2 separate regions of the Homo sapiens genome follow, and region 2 is linked to region 1. The links are chromatin loops, found by intact Hi-C in ENCODE. Cell type or tissue: dorsolateral prefrontal cortex. All regions are shown on one strand. Each heading gives the region's core, and the rest is flanking DNA. Links, peaks and the distances in the headings are about the cores only. Region 1 overlaps EPB41L2 (erythrocyte membrane protein band 4.1 like 2). Region 2 overlaps EPB41L2 (erythrocyte membrane protein band 4.1 like 2).

Region 1 (12,312 bases), core at 2,316-10,315:
TGGGAGGCCGAAGCAGGTGGACCGTGAGGTCAGGAGTTCAAGACCAGCCTGGCCAAGATGGTGAAACCATGTCTCTACAGAAACTACAAAAAATTGCCAGTTGCAGTGGCAGGTGGCTGTAATCCCAGCTACTCGGGAGGCTGAGGCAGAATTGCTTGAACCAGGACAGCAAAAGTTGCAGTGAGCCAAGATCGTGCCACTGCCCTCCGGCCTGGGTGACAGAGTGAGACTCCATCTCAAAAAGAAAAAAAAAAAAAAGATTAACACAGCCTGCTAAAATAAGATTTATCTGACAATCTTCAATGACAACTATATTTGAGTCTACCTTTGTGAAAGAAATCATCAGGTGGAAAAACACAAGACGACTGGAGATCCTACATCTTATCACAAGCCAGACCCATTGAAACTGTTCTTACCTCTATTAGCCAGGAGTGCTTATTCTTTTAAAAACTAACCAAAGTAGAAGACAAGTTACAATGCAGAATAATCTTATATCACTTAAACGCTTACTTTATTATGGTTGTAAAGCAGAGGGAGATAGGACGTGACACAAAAGGAGAGGTCTCGATGAGTTTCCTAACAACAGTAGTTGCCATATACTTCACCACCTGAATTTCTGATTCTTGAATTTGATGACAAGCAACTTCTAGGCAATCTAGGGAAAAATCCACTTCATTTTGAGATATCTCAGTTTTTAAACATTGATCTACTTGGGGCAACAGTGTTTCTATTCAATTTGACATTTTTTCCAAGTAAAAGTTTTTCATTCCTGGTGGATGACTAACAAAGTAAAATAAAAGACAAAGTGACAACAAGGTCTTTGTTCACCACTGGAGTGTGGAGGGAGGGGGACCTGGCTGGGTGAATCTTTAAGGTCTTGCTTGATTTAAAACACACATACACAAAAAATGCTACAACTATGTAAGGAGGAAACTCTGAGGCATCAGAAAGAACCTAGAATTCAGAAGCAGGAAAGTTAAGCAGCTTTGGGTGAACATGGCCCTGAACCGTGCCTTTCAAAAAGGCTGTACTACTGGTAGTGTGCCCACCTGATCCAAAGATGCCAAAAATCCAGCCCTCTAGCCTCCTCCCACCCCAAAATGCCTTTATTTTTTTACTTCTCTTGGCTTCAATAGTGAAATTCTACCACTAGAATTCGACCACTAGATTCTTTAGAGTAAACAGGTATCTTCTTTTAAAATACAGAGATCTCTTAGAAGGCAGTACAGGTAATTCACACACTAAAGTCATTCACTCAAACTGCTGATCCTCTGTTACTTAGCTGCTTATCTGCTAGATTTGAAAAAGTAGGGATTTTGTTTCCAGAGGAAGAAAAAGTAGGCAGGAAGCTTAGAACATTTTTTGTATTATAATACTATAAAGGAACACCTGGATATCATCATGGAACTAGTAACAAGAAAGTCTAACGGCGAAAAGCACCAAGAAATAGAAAAGTAAATCAGTGTGAAACCCAACCATGAACACAGGAATGAAATCTTTCCCCTTTACTGCACAGGCTCCAACCAGGGGCAGAGGAGACTAAAAATCCCTCATGATATCACCAATGCTTGGTCCAGAAATGTTTAATGAATAAAGCCACAAAACTATATATAATAAATAGTGACCCAAACCAAGTGAATAACAAATGAATTGCACCTATTTGCCAAAAACCCAAATAACTTTTTTTTTTTTTTGAGGCTGAGTCTCACTCTATCACCCAGGCTGGAGTGCAGTGGTGTGATCACCGCTCACTACAACCTCCGCCTGTCGGGTTCAAGCAATTCTCCTGCCTCAGCCTCCCAAGTAGCTGGGATTACAGGCGTGTGCCACCAAGCCCGGCTAATTTTTTGTATCTTTAGTAGAGATGTGGTTTCTCCATGTTGGCCAGGCTGGTCTCAAACTCCTGACCTCGTGATCCGCCCACCTCGGCCTCCCAAAGTGCTAGGATTACAGATGTAAGACACCGCGCCCGGCCCCAAATAACATATTTTAAGGAGAAAAGCATTTCTATCCTCTTTCATCTCCTAGGACCCACCCCCCAATTAAACACACATGCAAAATAAAACGGATTATCTAGACACCAGCAGGGAATACTAAAGCAACAAAATGAAAACTAATGAAAAGCATCTGCAAGAAAACAATGAACTATGTCAAAACAGATGCTACTAAAGCTACCACAATCAAAAGTCTTTTTAGAAGATATCCAGAGAGCCTAATGGTAACTTTGACATGTGCTATATTCAGGGGAAGAGTCCACTTTATTTTAGTATGTGACAAAACATGCTCATCGTTCAACTTTTATTAAGTAGAAAATAGACTTCCAATTAAAGATGGTAGAATGAACATGCACACTTAGCTCTGTTCCCTACAAAATCTGTTCTAAGACAATGCAGAGTGTACATGTTACTGTGTACATATGCACACGTGATTCTTCCCCCAATGCAAGGAACCTGGGAAAAGCAAAATTAGGATAAGCAGACTGAAAAAGGATAGGAGGTAGGATCAGTGCATTTGTATTTTATGCTTTCTTTCCCATGGGTGGGAATCCACTTCTCCATAGATTTAGCAGAAGCAAAGAGCTTAATTTATTTAAACCCCAATAAATACACTGGCTTTGCAAGATGAAGATTCCTAGTTAATGCCAAGCCAAAGAAAGCCTGGATCAAAAATGGCAACACTAGCCCTGTAAAGCCAGGAAAGTGGTTTGCCCTGAACAAATGTTTCTGGTACATTTTTTTTATGTCATCCTTGATACGCAAGGATATATTAAAACCTTTTCTTTCTTGTAACCCCCAATTTTTGCTTGGATGCTACTATTTAAGCAGTTTTAAAATGAAAAATGTAATAGGTTAGGTTAGGGTATAGCTGAGTTTTTCCTAAATATATCTTTTTTTTTTTTCTTTTGGGAGATGGAGTCTCACTCTGTCGCCCAGGCTGCACTGCAGTGGCATGATCCTGGTTCACTGTAGACTCTACCTCCTGGGTTCAAGCAATTCTTGTGCCTCAGCCTCCCAAGTAGCTGAGACTACAGGTGCCCCCTCACCATGCTCAGTTAATTTTTGTATTTTTAGTAGAGATGGGGTTTCATCACATTGGCCAGGTTAGTCTCAAATTCCTGACCTCAAGTGTGATCTGCCCGCCTCGGCCTCCCAAAGTCCTGGGATTACAAGCATAAGCCAGCGTGCTCAGCCCTAAATATATCATTCTTTGAAATCCAAAAGTTTCTCCTCAGTGAAGACATGCATACCGACTCCAGCCTATAGTAACTTGGCACTTCTGTGCTTTTGTATTACTTTTCAGAACTATAAACAATACTTTATCAATTTGACTCATATGTTTATGTATGTGGATATAAGTGTGTGTGTGTATAAACACCTGCTATTACTGTCTTATATGTAAAGCTTATCTCTGAAAGTAAAATTCATAAATAAAAGGAAAAATGATACTTCATACTTTTCTTTTTATCTTCTCAGCTCAAGTAGGAACCAAATCAATATCTGGGGATAAAAATTATTTCTGAACACATAGGATATATTTAAATAAATACTATTTTGAGAGGAAATTTGTAAAATAGTGTGAAAATATGACTTCCTTAACTTCTCATTTTTCTTAAAAATTATATACCATCACAAAGGGAGACTAGCAACCCTGTCATTAATTTTTTAAAAATGAAAACCCAGGATTTTTGTCCAACTTTTTCTACTACTCACTTTAAACAGCAAGACTTAGCTTAAGTCTCTAATGAATTATAATCTCTTTTAAAAGACGGAGAATTGACTATAACTGTTAGATAATAAAGAGGCTAGTATCGAACTTCTAGCCAGAAGCGCACACCAAATTTTTTTAAGTATCTTTCATAAAAGTTGCTAAGCACCATATTTCCATGAAAACTTATTTCAAAAACCATGAGCAGCAAACTTCTGTAGGCTAGCACATTCTCTGTAAACTATTTGCCTAGAATGAATTTTGACATTTGATTCATACAGGCTTTCTGTGCTACGGAAGAATAGCTTATCAGAGCAGTCCTATTTGATTCACTTGAAATTGTTGCTGACAGAAATCTGGAAGGAGATGTCAGTGAATACAACAAGTAGATGGTGGTAACACTCAGATTAAGTTTCCTCTCTGTGCAAATAACCAGACTGATGCACAAAATCAGGCTTAATCTCAAAACAGGCTAAAATGGCATATTCTGCAAATGAAGTACACTTATGAGATGTAGTTTGATTACTAGACAGAATGGAGCTTGTGCCCTCAGGTGCCTCTCCAGAATATAAGAGTCAAAACAAAATAAAAGATAAATTAATACTCCTAATCATAATTTTTCTAACACAGTTCAGAGTTGATGTATAACTCCATTGTAGAGCATAATTAAATAAATATTTAAATAGCAAACTGACAGATCATTTATGTCAGTGCTTTAATAATTTAGCCACCTTGCATCATAAAACTATTTTTCTGAATAATCCACGGATTTTTACAGACTGTATTTTATTATGTTATACCGCATTCAATCCCTTTAAGCTCCAAATGCTGGCATATTATGTTATAGTGCTATAAATACTAATGATAAATTCTGTCCATGTTTCCACTTGGCCACAGAGTATGTGCTCCTGCTAAGGGAATGGATGAATAGAATGCACCTAATTCCAGCTTTTGTGTGATAAATTAAACAACATTCACAGGTGGAGACAAGATTCTCAAATCCCTGTCCCCCATATCATGCCTGGCAGCTGGGAAGGTGGAGGTAGGATGAGGAAAGCAAATAATTGGTAAAATTTCCTGATAGCTGAAAAACAAAAACTATGTCAGTAACATCATCTTAAATTTGTTCAGAAGAACAGGAAGCAATAGAAAAGAAATCAAAGACTAGAAATAAAACAGTAATGATGACAGAATGATTCTAAACACAGTGGATTTAACAAAAGATACTGATAATTGTTGTTGCATGAGAGAGTGTAATTAGATTACATCCCTTCATTTGATGAACTCTGGCAAAGATTTTTTAAATTTTACTGCCTACATATATTTTTTTAAATTATACTTTTAAGTTCTGGGATATGTGTGCAGAACGTGCAGGTTTGTTACATAGGTATACATGTGCCATGGTGGTTTGCTGCACCCATTAACCTGTCATCTACATTAGGTATTTCTCCTAATGCTATCCCTCCCCTAGCTTCCACCACCTGACAGGCCCTGGTGTGTGATGTTCCCCTCTCTGTGTCCATGTGTTCTCATTGTTCAACTCCCACTTATGAGTGAGAACATGCGGTGTTTGGTTTTCTGTTCCTGTTTTGCTGAGAATGATGGTTTCCAGCTTCATCCATGTCCCTGCAAAGGACACGAACTGATGCTTTTTTATGGCTGCATAGTATTCTACGGTGTATATGTGCCACATTTTCTTTATCCAGTCTATCATTGATGGGCATTTGGGTTGGTTCCAAGTCTTTGCTACTGTGAATAGTGCTGCAATAAACATACATGTGCATGTGTCTTTTTGGTAGAATGATTGATAATCCTTTGGGTATATACCCAGTAATGGGATTGCTGGGTCAAATGGTATTTCTGGTTCTAGATCCTTAAGGATCTTCCACACTGTCTTCCACAATGGTTGAACTAATTCATGCTCCCACCAACAGTGTAAAAGCGTTCCTATTTCTCCACATCCTCTCCAGCATCTGTTGTCTCCTGACTTTTTAATGATCGCCATTCTAACTGGCGTGAGTACATATTTTAAAGTAACAAAAATGTGTCCAAACTGATTTTAAAGCATAAATTTTATTCTGAAAATAACTTTTCCCAACATTTCTAACCTTACTCGACCCTGAAGTAATTTTCATTCCAAAACAGAGAAATAATTCAAAGATCTAGTTCCTGTTCTACTACCACCCTCTGATGAGGGTAAAAACTTACTAAGTGGTAAATCACCAAGGAGTTGGCATGGCTGCCAGTGTGTAGCATGCCTATCCAGCAAGAGGTGGACAGTTTCTTCAAAAGTATGTCAGGATGGCTGCTCACAGTTAGAAATTACTTTCAAGTTTAATGCTTTTAAAATACCAGTGATGCAGGGGCAAACAAAGTAATCCCCTGGTTTTGAAACCAAATGTGGAGAAGACAGAGAAGAAAAAAAGCATGTGAAAGAATTCCTCGAATGCTGAGAAATAAAATGGCCTATCATTCTTTAGTTTCCTCAAGAGAAGAGGAGGCATTATTAGAAAACAAGGGACAAAGAATAAGAATTATAGTATCTTCAAGCCCAGCCTACGCCCAGCCAGCAAACAACCTGGTCTGATAGCAGCTCCAACAGAAGTGAAAGAACAGAGCTTCCGGGAGCCTGCAATTCCCTCTGAGCTGTGAATGTGAGCTCCTAAAGGGCCAGGGTCACACCATAGTAACTTCTATATGGCTCTCATGCCTAGAGTTTCACAATCTTTTGTAGAAACATAATAGTTTTCATTTACAATAAGCCTTTGAAGTATTTATATAACAAGTCGGTCTGCTGTTTCCAAGCATCTGAAAAGCAGGGCAATAATGGACAGCAGTCGCAATGATGAGGGTGGGTGGATTATATATATATACGTACATACACACACATACACACACACACACACACACACACACACACACACAAATGCCCAAATCTTTGTTTTCTAATTAGAGGGGATGGAGAGAAGACTTAGGAACATAAATAAACAAATGCTATCATTTATCTTGGATAGAAAGATAAAAACTTTATAAATGTACAAGAAAGTACAGGGAAATAAATCAAAATTACTTTCTATGAGAAGTATTTTAGGCAAAGTCCTCCGTTAAGACTCTATGGGGAGAGAGAAGAAAGTTATTTTTCCAGAGAAACTAATAATAAACCAGGTGAAGAAACAACATCAGCATGAGAAAAATCAAACAATACAAGAGTTTAGCAGTTGTTCAACACAGCAATACAAGAGAGTCTTTCACAAGGCAGTGCATGCTTAATTGCCAAACTAATGGTGCAAACAAGTTCCAAGGAAGAAAAGAACATTCTGAGAGCTGGATTTGAGTTGGAAACTAAGATAGGCAGGAATCATGTGATGGGGAAAGCAAAATGTGGAGTTGGTAGGGTCAGAAACTGGAAGGAAGGCCAGGCAACTCAGCATATGTCTGATTAGAGGACCAACTTGACACAAGGGAAGACTCAGAAAATCAAGTGGTAACAGAGGTCAAAAGATAGCCTGAGGTTATACGTGACCAAGAGTGGAGGAGGGAGGGGGGCCGAGGTCCAGCTAAGGAGTGACTTGATTATGAGGCCAGGCTCTGCTGCTGTGAGCTCCTTGTGTTCTTCAAGCTGGACCAAAATATTCTATCACTTACATGGCACGGCAGTCTTTTCCCATTTAGTAAATACAAATTAAGTTTTGAATAGAATTACCACCCTAAATCCTGTTTTAAGCTAAAAGGATAAAGACATGCCACCTTGACCAATGTCACTGGAATTTTAAATTGCACATAATACATGCCCATTAAATTATTCCTAGTTCCCAAAATGACATATAAATCTGCCACTATTTTTATGGAATCTTATAGAGTGCCATAACTTCCAGATCCTCTACAAATATGTAGATAGTTGAAACTGTTTAACTAGTAAACTTAGTAAGTGTCAGTACTATAGGTCTGAAATACCACCTTGGAGGGTGAAAAGAAACAACAATAAACAAACAAGCAAATAAAACACACTCAAAGTAATGATAGCAAATTGGATTTCCGAGACCCGAACTCAACACAAGAAAGGCAAAAAGACCTCGACACATTCTGCTCTCTGAGAAATACTTTTATCAACAGAACACTGATGAAGAGAGCCTACATTGTTAGCCTTATTCATAACTAAGAAAAAACGGTACTGACATTCCTGTGTAGGCAGAAACAATGCCCTTGATTCTCAGACAAAATCAACATGTGGGAACAACTTTGAGATGCCAGAGGAAAATGTGAGCAACTCTAACTCAGAATGCACATTCACTCAAGCTTCCAAAGTCTTGCAGGAACTTTCACACTTATTTGCAAACTTTAAAACACATATACCGACTTATCAGTTGTAGTAAAACCAGCTCAATTCTAGAAATGGAGGAAGCAAATATTTTCATTCTCTTTGCAATCTGAGAATAGAAGAGAGGAAGTGACTCCCCCAAGATACCCAAAGAGTAAAAAGAAAAGTAAACATAGATCGCCTGACTTTATATCCATGGCTTCAACTAAACCTTATTGTTTTTTTCCCCCGCTTAGAGGAAAGAGCTCTGCTGTTTTAACACACTGAGTATGTAAATGACCTTAGCAGCAACATCATAAAGAGTGCTAGAGTCAAGTCCCTGAAGTAAACATGCAGGATCCAAGAGACACCCAAAAATTCTCTACAATTTAACTCTGGAACCAAAGAAGGTTGGCACATACCATTTAAATATCTCAATGAGATAAAAACATTTCCAAAAAAATCAAGTTATAAAGTTTCTTCATTAAAAAATCTTCAAAGTTTTTTCGAAAAATTTTTGAGATCTCAGTTGACTATCAATAGATGATAAATTAGTATAGAATGTAAATTGTAATTATCAGTGACAACAATGAAACAGTACCTACCACAAAGATTTGGAACAAATGCACAAAGAGAGCCTAGGCCTCAGGTCAAAATTAACGCATGGCTTAGCAATAAACCTATTGTTACATAAGCCAAAAATAACATTAAAGTTGGGCCATTTCCATAGTATTTTTTTTAACTTAACTATAATCATCATTTAAAAATGCACTGTTACTCAATGTTTATGTTCATTTATTATTTCCAGCCTTGGGGAATCCAGAAAATTCTGTGTGGCATAAAAATTTTTTATCCACTTAATATTAGCAAATGCCCTCTTTCCTTAAAAGAACACAAATTTCAAAGATGGCGATTTGTTTTTAAAAACAGTACTGTATTGGTTCCTTGGACAGTTGTCTTTATCTAATTCCTGAAGTTTAGGAGATAAAGAATAGGTTGATAGCCCACAGGAAAAACAATGTGGAAACAGGAAGCCATAAAAAGTAGAGGATGAGGGGAGAAAGAAGGGATATGAACAGATACATGGGGATATAGACACATAAAATACATATAAATATATAACAACATGTTAATATAGATTATACAGAATATATTAATTATATAGAGTGAGTAAGCTAGGAAGCAGAGATGATGTTCAGATGTCAAACAAAAATGCCCCCATGAATTATGTTTTTTGATTTTAAAAAAATTATTCCATTGATATAGCAATATTCACATTAAATGGTTTAAAGGGGGTACTTTTGTTGACCAAAGGTACTGATAGGTAACAAGAACAGGAAAGTGCCTAACATACCCAATGTTCTAATCGCATCACAAAAAAAAATTATCTATAGAGACCACTGATGTGCATCATAAGCAATGCACTGAATAAAGAAGACCCCCCCCCCAGCCCCTTAAATTACTGCAGCCATATAGCTAGCTACAATGTTCCAAAATCTAAACAGCGCCCTTGACTTTGCTAGGTCCTGTATACCAATGACTTTACAACCTCTGGTCCATTACTAAGCAGCTCCTTTTTGCTATGGATCAGTTTTAATCTTCTCATCCTGGCATTTGAGGCCTTTTAGAACCTCACCCTACTCTCTATAAGATCCCTGTAAGCCAAGCTATCACCTCATGACTTCCTGCACAGCCCATGCTTTGAGTGGCTTCTCTCCATTGTTGTAAACACCCTAAGTGAAGACAATTAGGTCTTCTTCAGTGGGCATGTTATATCAAGGTTTAATTGAAAATTAGACACATGTACATATAGAAAGAAAAAGAACAAACAATAACTACAGTCCTCTGAAGAGCCATAAAGAAATACAATATTTGCTGAGAGTAAACAGATGGAAACAAATCTATTCTCTCAAACCAAATACAAGTATTTCTTTCCCATATTCTATTCTCCTTCCTTGAGTGCTCAAAAGTTCATTAATAGCTACAGTTTCCCATATCTACTTCCCCAAATAGTCCTCAGACGGTGATTTCCGGTGTAGAGATACAGAACCACCGATAAGCAGCATCAGCATATCATCCAATCTGCCTAAGGTCAACACTGGAATTGGGAAACATTAGCCTGCTCAACCCCATGATGGCTGTACTCTGGGCTCCACTCCTGAGGAGGAAACAAGAACAGGTCTGATGAGTAACAGACCCAAACTAATGATACTAAGCAAGCAACGGGAAAATCAAAATAAGAGGAAAACTTGTATAAAAGGAAAATGCAATAAAATGGGGAATATAATTTATAACTTCTGCATTGTTATAATAGCTATTAGGATATTGATGAATTATGGCCTATGTTGAGATGTAAAGTCACAGCTTAGAATTCAAGTGAACTGCTGGTACATAAGATCTGCTGTGGGATAGCATCACTAAAATCTATTCAAACTCCATTTTGCTATGAACTCAAAAGAAAAAGAAAGGATTACTCAACACAAATGCTGTTTTTAAGCTTATTTCATCATGTCTTGTCCTCCAAAGTTCATTCTTATAATGGCAATATTAAGTAATCATCTATTAAATGAAAAGATACTCTAACTATAAATTAATACAGTCATAAAAATGAAGACTCCTATGCTTTCCCAATTTAAATCTTGGTGAATTAGAAGACTAAACTGCTGCTTTTCGCTTTGGATACTATCTCAACTCTGCTTCAGGCAACACAGTAAGTTGATTCCCTACAGGTAGTAGATCATAGAAGGACTAGTTACACAGATAAGAAATTGTTGTTTTTGTATCATTCCAAAACGAGATCCGAGATCTACGAAATGCATACTAAATAAGATGGGGAAAGAGGCGAGTAGGCATAGTGATTAGCATTAGACTTTATTAACTCAAGTGTGTCTGTAATATACTTAATTTCTAAAAGAGCAGCAGTAAAAGGGAAAAAAGCAAATTCAAGTAAACGAAGAAAAATAGACAATCCAAAATTAAATGGCAAAATAGAGTCACTAATCTCAGTAGTACTAAAAATAAATGGTCTAAATTTACCAGTTTAAAGACAGAATTCTCAAATGTGATTAAAAAGTCATCTCAAAGACATAAGGATACAATGTTTAAACGCAAAAAAAAGGTCAGGAGATAAAAGGCAGAAGAGAGTCATGAGAAATTCTAACTAAAATAAAGCTAGTACAATAACATAAATATCAAATAAAATAAATTTCAAGGTATTATATGATGGTAAAAAAAGAAAGGGCTATCCACGAATATATAATTCTGCACATGTGTGCATCTAACAATCTAGCCTCAAATTTTGTAAAGCATAAACTTACAGGAATACCAAGAGAAATTATCAAATCAACAATTACAAGGAAAGGTTTGAACACACCTCTCTTATTAACTGATAAACTAAGCAGTTAAACAATTAATAGAGATAGATAACATGACCCACATAATTGTCTGACCAAGTGGACAGACCTAGAAACCGGTATCAACAATAAGAAGATCATGCTTTCCAAATTCAAAAAGAACCCTTATAAAAATTGACTATATATTTCAAAGTCTTAATAAATTTAAGAATCTCTATTATTTAGACCACATTCTGACCACGCTGTAACATAAAACTGGAAATATGAACAAACAAAAAAATTCTCTCTTCCCACAAAACATGCATACATAAACACAAATGCACACACTTTTGGAAATTTTAAATCACACCTATAAAAAATCCAGTGGTCAAAAATGATACATAATGGGGCCAGAGACAGTGGCTCATGCCTGTAATCCCAGCACCTTGGGAGGCCAAGGAGGGAGAATTGCTTGAGCCCAGTAATTGAGACCTACCTGGGCAACAAAGCAAGACTTCATCTCTATAAAAGGAATTTAAAGATAAGCTAGGCATGGTGGCATATATCTGTAGCCCCATATATTCTGGAGGCTGAGGCAAGAAGAGGGACTGCCACTGCACTCCAGTCTGGGCAACAGAGAGAGATCCTGTTGAAAAAAGAAGAAAAGGGACAGGGAAGGGAAGAGGAGGGAAGAGGAGGGGAGGGGAGGAGAGTGGAGGAGAGGGGAGACCCAAATGGGATAGGACGAGAAAATTAAAACTGAATGGTAATGAAAGCACTATATAGTTGACTCTTGAACAACACAGGTCTGAACTGCATGGATCCACTTACACCTAGATTTTCTTCCACCAAGAAACAGACAGCAAGACCAGTCCCTCCTCTTCCTCCTCCTCTTCCTCAGGCAATATGAAGACAATTAGAATGGAGACCTTAATGATAATCCACTTCCACTTAATGAATAGTAAATATATTTTCTCT
Region 2 (12,312 bases), core at 2,637-10,636, 48 kb before region 1:
TTAAAAGGTTCAGGAAATTGAACCACATAAAACACATCATGATCAAGAGAAATCAGTAAAACATATGTGTCCAACATCTCATAAATGAGAACTCTTAACAAATATTTGTGTGCACTGACAATACAGGTTGAGTATCCCTTATCTGAAATGTTAGGGACCAGAAGTGTTGCGGATTTCTAATATTTTTTGTATTCTGAAATATGCAATATATATACTTAGCAGCTGAACACCCCAAATCTGAACATATGAAATCTGAAATGCTCCAATAAGCATTTCCTTAGAGCATATGTCAGTGCTCAAAGGCTTTCTGATTTTGGAGCATTTCAGATTTTGAGATATGGAATGTTCAACCTGTTTTAAAACAAAAAAAAAGAAAAAAGTGTGACAGCTTCAAAAAAGAGTAACAACTCTAAAACACAACAAAATTATTCTCTTGTAGGTGTAAGTAATAGCATTTTATTTACTCGGGAAAAAATGGCTATCCCTGTAGGGTATTTCTGGTGGCTTTATTAACTGGATTAACATTTTCTGACCTCATGGGATTAGAGAAAGATGAATGAAAATCAAAATTATCATAAATGTGTTTACCTCCATCTAGACTCCTGGAGACCCGTTTACTAGAAGTGCGCTCAAAGTGTGGTGCTGGCCTATCTATGAGGGTGCTGGCCTGGCGGGTCTGTGCTTGGGTGCGGCCACTATAGCGAAATTTGGACCCCAAGGTCAGGAACTTGGCTTTTGGTGGCTGCTCTGGAGAAACAAGCCTATGGGAGGAAAAAAAAAAAAAAAGAGAGAGAGAAAGGGGAAGCAAAATTAGACTTTACGGAATTTTTTAAAAAAACTTTAAAGCTATGTACTTTCATATCTCATTTTAAGTATGATTACTCAAAAACTAAACTTTCTAAAGAACATTATTTATAAACCCTCCTACACACACAGCTTTATGATGGTGATGAGTAAATCCACATTCATGTATTCATGAATAATGTTCTTCTCCACCTAAGCAAAGAAACAGCTGTTCTCAGTATATCAAAGGTTATTTATTTGTATTAGCTTAAATCATTTATATAAACACATGTCTGAATTTTTGCTTCTAGCTATAAGCGCCAAGTAACAATCCATTACCATTAGTAATTCTTAATATTTATGCCTATTTCTCCTGGGAAGAAAACATCTAACTCAGGAATCTGTTCCATTAAGTGATTCTTTCCCATGAAGAACATGCCACACAGTGGATCTGTAGAGATGGCTAACACCCCTTCTTGCCAGCACAATTCTACTGCTTAATCCCTGGGTTCATAAAGAATGAAATCAAACTTTCTTGATGTCAAATATTTCTAGGCTTATACAAAAGCATGTTTTTAGCAAATGGACCAATCTTTTTGGGAGTTCAACTGAAATTATTTTGCTCTCTTTGATCAAAAGTTGACAAATATCTTAACAGAAACATAATCTCAGAGCTCTTAATTTATTAAATAGGAAGACTTTTGTTGACAACTCAAAAACATGAAGAATTCCACCGAAACTTTTCCTATCATTTACTATGGAAGAGTGATTTCTTAAAGAACACTATCATTTCAAGTATTTCTAGACTTTCTGTACAATTTTTTTAGAAATCATCTTCTGCAATAAAGAAAAAAAAAAGAATCCCTGTACAACACTCAGAATGGTGACAGGCTCTATTAAATGCTCCAAGCAAGGGTGTCAGCTTTATTTATTTATTTATTTACTTACTTACTTACTTACTTACTTATTTAATTTTTTGAGAAGGAGTCTCGCTCTGTCACCCAGGCTAGAGTGCAGTGTTGCAATCTCGGCTCACTGCAACCTCCGCCTCCCGGGTTCGAGTGATTCTCCTGCCTCAGCCTCCTGAGTAGCTGGGATTACAAAGGTACATGCCACCATGCCCAGCTAATTTTTGTATTTTTTTAAGTAGAGACACAGTTTCACCAGGTCAGGCTGGTCTCAAACTCCTGACCTTGTGATCCACCCGCCTCAGCCTCCCAATGTGCTGGGATTACAGGCATGAGCCACTGTGCCCGGCCATATCAGTTTTATTACTACATTCTTATTCCACTAGTATCAATCTAGCTGATTGGCTATCAATTAATAGATCTGTTTACAGATTAATGGCTTCAATCTGCAAGCCACCGTAATTTTCTAAAGAAATCATTTGTACCTTTCATGATAAACTGAAACAGAATAAATTCCACTGACCTGATTCAAAGCAATCTATAGACAAAGTATGACTGGCCCTTTGTGTTAGATATATTCTTTTATATAGCTTTGTAAGCAGCGTTATGCAAGGTTTAAAAATTTAAAACTGCTTTTGTTAACCATTATATCAAAAGTTTGCAGGAGCAAATTGGTCTACTTTTAAACTGGAGTCCATGGTACATTAGCAAAAATGAGGAGGCCTGAGGCTTTGCACAGCTAATGCACCTCGGAAACTCCTGCTACAAGAATACAAGAAGAGGACAGCACAGAGGTGAGGAATACAGGTGTCAGAATCAGGAAGCCCGGTCCCCATCTCTGCTCAGATGCCTGGCTGCTGTGCTCCTCCACAGGCACCGATCTCTAAGCATCAGTTGTCTTGCCTAGGGCGAGAAATAGACCACGATATAAAGCAATCAATTCTGTGTCTGACTCTAATAAGTGTTCAATGAATGCTAGCACTTGCCATTTCTGAACAGATTATTGCTTTTTTTTTTTTTTTTTTTATCATTATGTGACAGGGAAAGCTGTTGTCTGCCCAGCTTGGACCTGTGTCATAAATGTCATCTACTAGCTTTATATGAGCTGGCTCATGTTGTCTGGAGGAGAAATTTGTTATGGCTACCAAGAAAAATTATAAAGTTTTCAAAGATTTATATGATCAGTGTAACTTGAGGGATTCAAGCATATTTTATGAGTTATATTTCTCCTCAAAAATTAACATATTAGTCTTGAAAAATAGATATTATCAATTTAACGTCAAGAAAGAATCATGTGTGCCAGCTGATAATTCACATTAAAAATAGCAAACTGTGATACCAAACGAAGAATAATGATAATGGTGAAGATAAATTTTATGATATGCCAGAAATGGTTCTAAGTTGTTTCATGTGTGTTATCTCATTTAATTTTCAAAACAATCCTATGAGGTAGATACTAGTATTACTATCATATATGGATGATGGAAGTGAAGCAGAGAGGTTGGTATCACGGTGACACAGCTCGTATTTGGTAGAACAGTATTAGACCATAAGTCCAGAGCAAAAACCTTAAAGATGAAGGATCTAGATACACAGCTAGCTAAACTGCAGTGAGAGAAAACTGAGGAAACGGAGAAAACAAAGATAAGCAAACTACATGTAAAAAACATGTCCTTGAAGAAAAGTATAAAAAGAGACAAGATACAAGCTAAAGATGGTTAGATGATCAAAGATTTTATATACAAAATCTTATATAACCATATATACATATTTGTTGTTGTTTTTTAAAGAGCAAGATGTGGACATATTTATTGGCCAAAGAACCTAAAGGTACCCACTAGGGAACAAATAATTTACAAAGCAGGATAATTTAAGAGGCACAAAATGAGGGATCAAAGCAGAGGAATGATTATCTCCTCCTTGAGACAGGAGAAGTGGGAAAGAATGAATGGGAGGAGAGAGGAGCGATGCTTCATTAAAGGCAAAAGGGAAGAAGGGAAGGTGCATGAAACCAAGAACACTCATGCACAGCTTCTTCTTTCAGTGACCCACACAGTGGAGGGCATCAGAAGAGGAAGCAGGGGTGCCTAGGGACTCACGAGGACCATGAGCATTTGGAGTGGCAAAGGAAGTCAAAAGACAAATTGCTTGCCTAGCAGCACTGAGGATCCAGCTCATGCTGGAAATTATTTATCTGTAATAGCACTAATCCATAGAGTTGTGCTATTTTTTGTTATATAGAGTAACTGCATGTGTCACAATGGTTGTACTATTTTTAAGGTAGCACTTGGACAGCACAGGTCCAAAACTGGTGAGGTCAGGACACAGGACTAATCCAGGACTAGCAGACAGAGAAGGTAAATGTGCAAAGAGGAGAGTAGTTTGAGGGGGTCAGAACGTTCCTGACAAAGCAGTCAGACCATAGGGTTCAAGTTGGTTTGGGAAAGAAGTTAAGTCAGGAGGCAGCTGATGAGAATATCGAAGTGAAACCTAAGAGGAGGGATAGTGGAAAGAAGAATGGTAGCAGGCATGAGGCAGTGTGGCTGTGGTGGAAGGAAAGGTGGTTAGAGTCAGAAAGTGGAGCTCTAGACAGCTGCAGGGGCAGCTCAGTTATAAATGACAATGCATGGACAGAAATGGACCTGGGAGGGACTGCAGACAAAGGAGATGAGGCAAGGAGGGGAGAAAAGAGTTCAAAGACAGTGGGTTAATGCATCTGCCACATTCCCCACCACTACCACCTCCTAATTCACAGAGGTTACTAAAAGCAATACCAAGCTGTTTTCTTTCTTTCTTAGAAAAAAAGAGAGATGGAGTCTCAGTATGTTCCCCAGGCTGGTCTCAAACTCCTGGGGTCAAGTGATCCTCCCACCTCTGCCTCCTGAGTCAGTGGAATTACAGGCATGTGCGATCATGCCCGGCTTCCGAGCTGTTTTCCTAAAATTACCTGTAGAAAGTATGATGCTCCACGCACACTTTCCATAGTCTTTTCGCTGCCCGGTGGTTTGGCAGTTTGAATCCAATGGTACTCTCAAACTGTTCCAGCTGGAATAAATCCGTAAAACAAATCAGCATATTTCCTTAAGAACTGACTAGAAGTTACTGAAAAGCATGCATTCAGATGTTTCTGTGAGAAGCAATTATTCTTCTCAAAAAAGGTAAATATTGCATATCTAATATAATCATATAAAGATGAATTTCATAGACTGCAATACTATTTTCTACAAAAAGCAAGTAACAACGGCTCACATAAACCAACTATCCTTCAATGTTCACTAAAACTCATCTTATTGCTTTCCTAATGATCACAACTTAATTGATTCAACAAGAAAAAACGAGCCCACACCTTATCACATTTTCTTTTTTGTAAAAAGCGTGATGGTTGCTTTTTTTAAAAACAGACCAGACGTATATATACTGCAATTTTACCATTAAGAACCCTGACCTTTTACAATGGAAGAATAAATAGTTTATTTTCTTAAAATTTTAGAATTAATAGAAAAGAATTTTTAAATTCATGGTCGTAAACAGGCCGACTAACAACAACTGATTAGAAATGTCTTGGCTTACCTCTGCCGGTCTGACTTTAATGTAGAAGTTACTGCGTTTATAGGAAATTTTTAAGATTTTCGGCCAAGCAAAACGATTGATTCGCAGTCTGTCTTTGTAAATGAGAAGTCCATTAGCACACACGCCCAGCTTGATGTCCACACCTTCTGAGTCCTGCCAAGCATAACCCAATTAACCATGGTTAAGAGCTGTGAAAGTTACACAAATCAAGAAGCTAATTAGCTCCCTCAAATCATGATCAGGAATGACAGTTTAACAGGTTTGTATTTAAAGTTTAGTGACAAGTACGCACGTTAATGAAAACTATGGCGCACACACATACATGTTAAATTTATTCATCTTCAGGGATCAGGTGTGATTTGCCGAAGAGTTACGGCAACATGACCATAAGACACAGTGTCCTTCAAAAGGCGTAATGCATATGTTCTCAAGCTCCACTGTAGGAGCTAACAGAGAAGAAAGGAAGCAGAACTAGAGATCCTGAAGATACGGGAAATAAAATGAGCTTTTCCCGTAGGCTAGTCCAGCCTCAGGGACAGTCTGTTGGCCTACCCTAAGATGTGTTCAACCATTTTCCTTTAGGTGCATTTACCTCAGATGGATTACCCTAGCTAATAGCTCTTAAAATTATGCCAATATTTTGCAAAACACCAATCCCTTGCAGATAATTTCTCTTCCAGGCTGACAGTGCTGAAATCTCTGAATTCTTTCAAGCAGTTTTTCATTAACTTAGAATGCTGACATCCAGTTCTCATTAGGCATTCCTTTGGCTGGCACGTTTCAAAGGACTGCAGACTATTCTTGAAGTTATTAATAGTTTTCTTTCCCTAGAGCTTTAATCTGGAATCGATGACAATCTAGAATAATCACAGGCCTAAATTATGTTTTAAAAACCAAACAAATTTACAGGCAAAAGTGAAAACCTGTCTCCTCACATTTCAAGTAGTGAAGATCTAAGATGCATGTATTCAAAACATACAAATTATTGTTTATCTCTAAGAGGAGAGCTGGCTCTCATTCAACATATGTAAAATTGAAGACTACCGCTCAAAGACATTCACATTTTCAGAAATCACAAACAATACGAAACAAATTCTCACAAAAAATGTTGCAACAAACCCCATATTTAGTCTAACTCCCAATTTAATAAAAGGACATTTTGTCTATCTTATTACTCAGAACATTTTGATACCATTTAAATCAGTTTTTTATAAATAAAAGTATAGTATTAGCTAATTGATGCCAGTTGCTTTCTCTGCTGTGACACTTGAGTAATTCATATATACAAATAAAATTACATTAGACCAACTTGAGCCATTTTAAAAAATCCAATCAATTGCTTTACTCACCCTTATCTTGGCAGCCACAACTCTCTCTAGGAATAGACTAAAAAGCTGGGGTGAATCAGGCACAGGTGCCCAAGCAACTTGGCACCAGACCCCATGGTGTGTTTGCCAAAACCATCACTGCCCATGGCCACCGGGAGCAAGGCAGAAGATTGCCCGAGACGGCATGTTCTTACCACAAGTGGGGAGGCAACCCGCATTTGAAACATTGAATGAGCCATCTCTAGTCTGAAGCAATCTTTGGACAGGACAAGGAAGCTATTTTATCTGACTTAAAAATAGACACAACGCAGATTCAAGTAAATCAGTTGATTTTTGTTGTTCTATGTAATTATTTTAGAATTACCAGTATTTGTGTGAATAGAAACGACAGATGAAGGGTAGGAAGTGAAAGAGGAAAAGGCAGGCCTTGATCCTTCACATGTAAGTTATGCCACATGGTATCAAAATCAGAAAAATAAACTAATGGAAAGGAGCACCTTCTCTGCATTGCTCACTGCTCCATGGAGCAATGCATGGGGCAATGCATGGAGATGGCTGGCTTTCAAATGAGTTCAGTATAAAGGGAGTTCTTGCAAAGGATCAGGAGAGAAAGGAAAGGGAGGTCAGGGTGTTTAATATCCAGATTCCCTCCCTACGTGGTCACCTCAGGCTGACTATGTCCCTCTGACAATGGCTCCCCACAAGACGGCCCTCTCCACACATATCTCTCCTTGGGAGTTTTGGAAACCACTCTGCCCTCCCTCCTTCAGACAGACCTAGAGAGATTAGGATAGCTGCAGATACTATCCTGGGGCTACCACGGGTGTCCCGCTTCTCTTATGGTTTCTCTGCACCTTTGTTGAGATTCCTTTTATTTAACTCTCTCCAACTCATCCTAACATGAATATGACATTACAAACTCTTCTAATTAAAAAAAAAAATCTGATTTTAAGGCAATGAAAAATAAAGACACAAAACTTTAAACGACATGAAATATGAAAAGTTCTTTTAAACTGCCACATATATTCTTTTCAATAAGCCACAAATATCTTGCTTATCAAATATTACCTAAGGAGTCTATCGGATGATAAACAGAATGAAGGTTATCTTGAATTTTTTTAGTGTTCTGCTCCTAACTACACAGCAAGAAAGAGTATTATACTTAGAACAGAGTCCACAATTTCTTACTTTTCTAAGAGACAACATTAAAAACAAGAATCCTGAAACCTTACATACAGCATTGCCATTTAAGAATTGGTTTCTAACTAACAATCAACAAAGTAGAGATGCAAGATTTGCATGTGGTAAGAATGGCAGGGTCTAGAGGAGGAGAGGTTTGGGAGCTCTTTTTGGTCTCAAACATATTTTTTCCTTCCTCCCTATTTCTGTTTCTTGGCTAACCTAGCCTGTCCCCATTACATAGAAAATGATCTGAAAAACACTGGAGTGTTAAGACAATCTGTTTCACCTCCTACTAGGATTTACCAGACGGTATCAGGCAGATAGACCATTTAACAATACATGGCTTTAAACAAGTCATTCTCTGCACTGTTTTATGTAGCTGTAAAATTAAAAAACATTCAAACTTTAAATGAGATGGTATACTTGTAAAAAATGAGATGGTATGAAAGTACTTTTTAAAATTAAGGGCATACAGCATCTAGTGGTTAAAAATGATGCTGCCAGAGACTACTTACTGACAGAAAAATCTTATAATAGTAAGTTAAAAAAAAAAAACTAACAAAAATGATGCTCATAGTATGACCCCATTTTTAGAAGGCATGTGAATTCAACTGCCCAGGGGTCTAAAAAAAAAAAAAGAAAAGAAAAAAGGTATTAAGAATGCTTATTTCTGCATAAAAAGATTTAAGTGATCTTTATTTCCTTCTGTTTGCCTCTATTTTCTATGATGAACATGTATTAGTTTTGTAATAAAGAAAAATATTTAAATAAAGGAAGCCACTGAGGAGAAAAAGAGTGCTTTGTAAATATGAAGTATGATTAATAACACAAATGCAAGAATTATTAATCAGAGGCCTAGGGAGGAAAGACATCATTGTGTGGGGAGCTTTCCTAGAGATTTCTCAAATCATATAATCTGGGCTTCTAAACAACATCTACAGATTGGCAGGGTCTTTTAAAAGCAGGCTACCATAAGGAAATGTTGACTCTGGACATATTTTTTAAAACCAAATTCATATTTCACCTTGCTTGTCATTCTCCTCGACTCTCCCCACTACATAATCATCTAAACTAGAACCATGATGTAAGTGATATTGTTACTGGCAACCAACTATAGCGATGTGCGCTTACACATTTCACTTTTTGACTTATTTCTTTATGAACAGGATTTGTCTATTCATAACTCATACCCTGTGACTCTCGTTAGTATACCGAACGTTTATGCTTGCAAAAAAAATGTATGTTACTACTGCCTAATTTATCGTGTAAAGTGGCCTATGAACTTCTGTTGTGTTTTATGTTTCTCAAATCCCCCCTTAAAAACGTAAATAAATGTCTTTTAAATAACTTTTAAAATTATTTTTTCGAGCATTATATTTTTGAGATTTTGATCTTTTGGGATTACGGTGTTCAGGATTATGACTGGCTTCCCATGTCCCCATTGTCCCACTCTTTTACCATCTTTCAAATTAGACTGAAGGTGCTTTATCACCCAGAGCCTGGGCCCACCTACGTTATCTTTCACAAAGTACAAAACACACCTACAGGGAAAAGACCAACTCTAGGGCTCCTTCATCAAACATAAGCTTTTTGGAAAGTGGTCCCATGCTACTTTTGCCCTTTTATGGTTGCTAAGGTCTTCTCTCCTCTCCCAAGACAGAGGTGGGAGAGGGAACTGGGACAGACACAGCACTTGGCCTAGCAGAAGCTGCAATGCAAAATAAACCAGGATAAGCGGTGAAAAAAAAAAGGCTGACAAGGTGTGTCATAGTAAGTACCTATGAAAGGGCATTAATTAAAAAGACTGGGAAAACAAGTGGTAGAGACAGAATACATGGTCCCTCCCACAACCAAACACCCCATAATTAGTCACCAAGGAAATATTCCAGAGACCCTCAATTGAAAGCAAATATCCTTTTCCCAAAAATAAGCTGTGCTATCCTGAAACTGGAGCCCTCTCAAAACCTCAGTCAACAGACTACTATGATGCTACTCCCCGTTACATTTACAGTACCTTGGCATGATGTAGGTCAACACCATACATGGAAAGCCTCTTTGCATTTTCTAAGAACTGGGAATCAGCTTGTGCTGGCGATAAGCCCCTGAGAATCAAAAGAAACAGTATTATCTTATTAATGGATGCAGAGCAAATGTAGTCAGAATGGGAGGAGTGTCTGTGCTCAGAGGGTTTGGAGGAGAGAAAGTTACCCAGCCAAGTTTGCAGAAAAGTAGGAAATGGTAAGAAAACAACTCTCAACCTCTAACATTTTTCCCTTAAGATCCTATAATGTAAACCTGCTAAACTGCATGGAGGTATACCTCCACTCTTACCCATTTTATCTTAAAAAGTTGCTTTTGATTATTTTCACTGAGGAAAAAAGCCCCAGCAATAGTGTACAACATAAGTACTGGAGAATAAAAAACAGTGATCTCATCTTTCTGTGATAAACACATTCTTACTCCTTCATTTTATTTCACTAGAGTTGATCATAATAAAGATTGAAATTACTTGTATTTGATTTTATACCTATGATAGGTAACACAAATCAATTGTCCATACTAAAATTATTTCCATTCCTATCTATATACCCAACTAAGTAAACTTTAAGCTCCTAAAGAGCAAGATCATGTCCCATTAATTTTCACATTCCCCATGGCATGTCAGTACCTGATATTTCACATCAGAATTATACAACAAATGTCTATTGAGTAGAATTTAAGTAAATTAATAAGAAAACATTTAGAGTCAAATACCATATTTTTTTTAAAGAAAAATCAATGAATGTGGCCTGTTTAAAAACCTAATTTTTGAAAGTTCCTTTCAGATCACTTTAGTAATATTTAATAAAACTGTAATTTTGCAATATAGAACAAATTATCATTTTGTAGCTAGCGTTATAAAAATTTGTGTAAAAAGTCCATTTTCTTTTCACACACATATAAATGTTCTAGAAGCGTAATATGGTATTAATGTAATGTTAAGTAATCTTAGCTAAACCAACGGGTCATCTTCCAACGGAATCACCTGTACATTTCAGTTACTATTCCTACGTCCATCACCACCTACACTGGTAATTCAAATCCCAATGCCTCCTTATCTCCCTAGCTTTCTTACCACATATAGTAATAAGGACAATTATAAGGCAGAAGAAATATAAAGTAAATGTCAAATAAGTATGTGGACATGTTTGTCTCCAATGTGTATGTGTTAGGGGGATAGGGAGAAGAAGGTGTCATGGGGAAAAGTACATTTTTCCAATACATGAAAACATACAGTCTTACAAGTATAGTTTCTCAGACGGTAGTTATAAAAATAATGAAAGGATACCTCAAGGGCTCCACGTTGCCTTGATTAGTGCTAGGTGAAACTCCAAAAGGAAAAATTGGATAATCCTGTAAATCATGCTCAAATGTCTAGTAAGTGCTACAAGAGAAGCTATTTAAATCTCCCATGGCCATTCTCTCCAGTAAGCAAGGCAACAGACCTGTGGGTTTTGTGCAGCTCTGCCACCTTCTCTTCCAGCTCCTTAGTCTGAGTAGGGGCAAACTGGAATTCACTGAGGTCGATGCTGCCATGTTCTTCTGGGTCATAGTCACCAAGTTCAGCCTGCAGGGTGTAGGATCCCAGGAGAGCATGAGTCACAAAAGAGCAGGGCAGGCGGCCAGAGGCAATGTCCTGCCGGAGCTGAAGGCACAAGAAGTATCTGTGAGGAGCAGAGGGAGAAATGGGTCAGGGGAGAACCATTAGGTGAGATTGGAGCACTCACAGTCCTTAAAAGCTAGTACCCCTTTGAAAACAAATATACAATATAGGCACTCTTCATATAAACAGCAAAAATCATCTTCTCTAATAAAAAGCCTCAACTTGCTCCTTGGGCTTCTAAACTTGTGGCTTATTTATAGAAACTGAGTCCAGAAGGCTAATTTATATGTGTGTGTGTATATATATAAGAGTTTTATAACTGAAGTAAAAATTTCAATCACTTAAACTGTCTCCTTGGATTTCAAACTGTAATAAAAATTAGCACGCCCCTCAAAAGATGTAAGGATTAATAGATTAAAAAAAAAAACTAGTCTTAATCATTTGTAAGAAAAGCTAAGGTCACCCACCCTTTATCATCTTGACATTTCTTCTTTTCCAGAAACACCTTTAACAACAGTTATTGGTAAATCTCTACTTTGAAGCCCTTACTTTTCCATTTACCCCATTTAAAGCAGTAGCTAGCTCAGTTTAGCAGAAAAGGCCTGGGCTTTGAAGCCAGGAAGACCTGACTCTATATGACCTTGAGCAAGTTAATTTACTTGCCTAAGGGTAATTTCCCACCTATAAGACGCTAAGAACTCTACCTCCCTTTGAAGATGAGCATGAACATTAGATAATATAAATAAAATATCTGGTACATGCTTAAGAATCAATAACTAGTAGCTATAATAATTAGTGGCTATAATGTTTCTCATTCAATGTTCCATGTGGCTCACTACGGTTATAAAAGAATTTCCGTTTTCCATGAAATAAAATGCAGAAACATGTCATATATACC

What was found. Hi-C counts contacts between places; a loop is a spot of excess contacts. Peaks named below come from ENCODE experiments on the same cell type or tissue, not always from the same donor. Only the 100,000 strongest peaks of a DNase experiment are listed, where the experiment ranks them.
Region 2: a loop joins it to region 1, with 2.2 times the contacts of the local background. A loop is called at or near these places in 8 of 110 quality-filtered maps.

Annotation. Positions count from the first base shown.
Region 1 is chr6:130,937,578-130,949,889 of GRCh38, forward strand. All of the region lies in intron 3 of EPB41L2 (erythrocyte membrane protein band 4.1 like 2), which reads right to left. Among named protein-coding and RNA genes, the nearest start is that of SMLR1, 120 kb to the left of the region's middle. In dorsolateral prefrontal cortex, for the core only: no CTCF peak of the experiment used is centred there; a DNase peak (open chromatin) is centred at 6,304; H3K4me3 peaks cover 648 bases; H3K27ac peaks cover 5,591 bases.
Region 2 is chr6:130,889,706-130,902,017 of GRCh38, forward strand. EPB41L2 (erythrocyte membrane protein band 4.1 like 2) reads right to left here. Exons shown (of 20, transcript NM_001431.4): 7 at 11,257-11,475; 8 at 9,786-9,873; 9 at 5,262-5,414; 10 at 4,639-4,736; 11 at 589-761. Among named protein-coding and RNA genes, the nearest start is that of SMLR1, 68 kb to the left of the region's middle. In dorsolateral prefrontal cortex, for the core only: no CTCF peak of the experiment used is centred there; a DNase peak (open chromatin) is centred at 6,740; H3K27ac peaks cover 4,206 bases.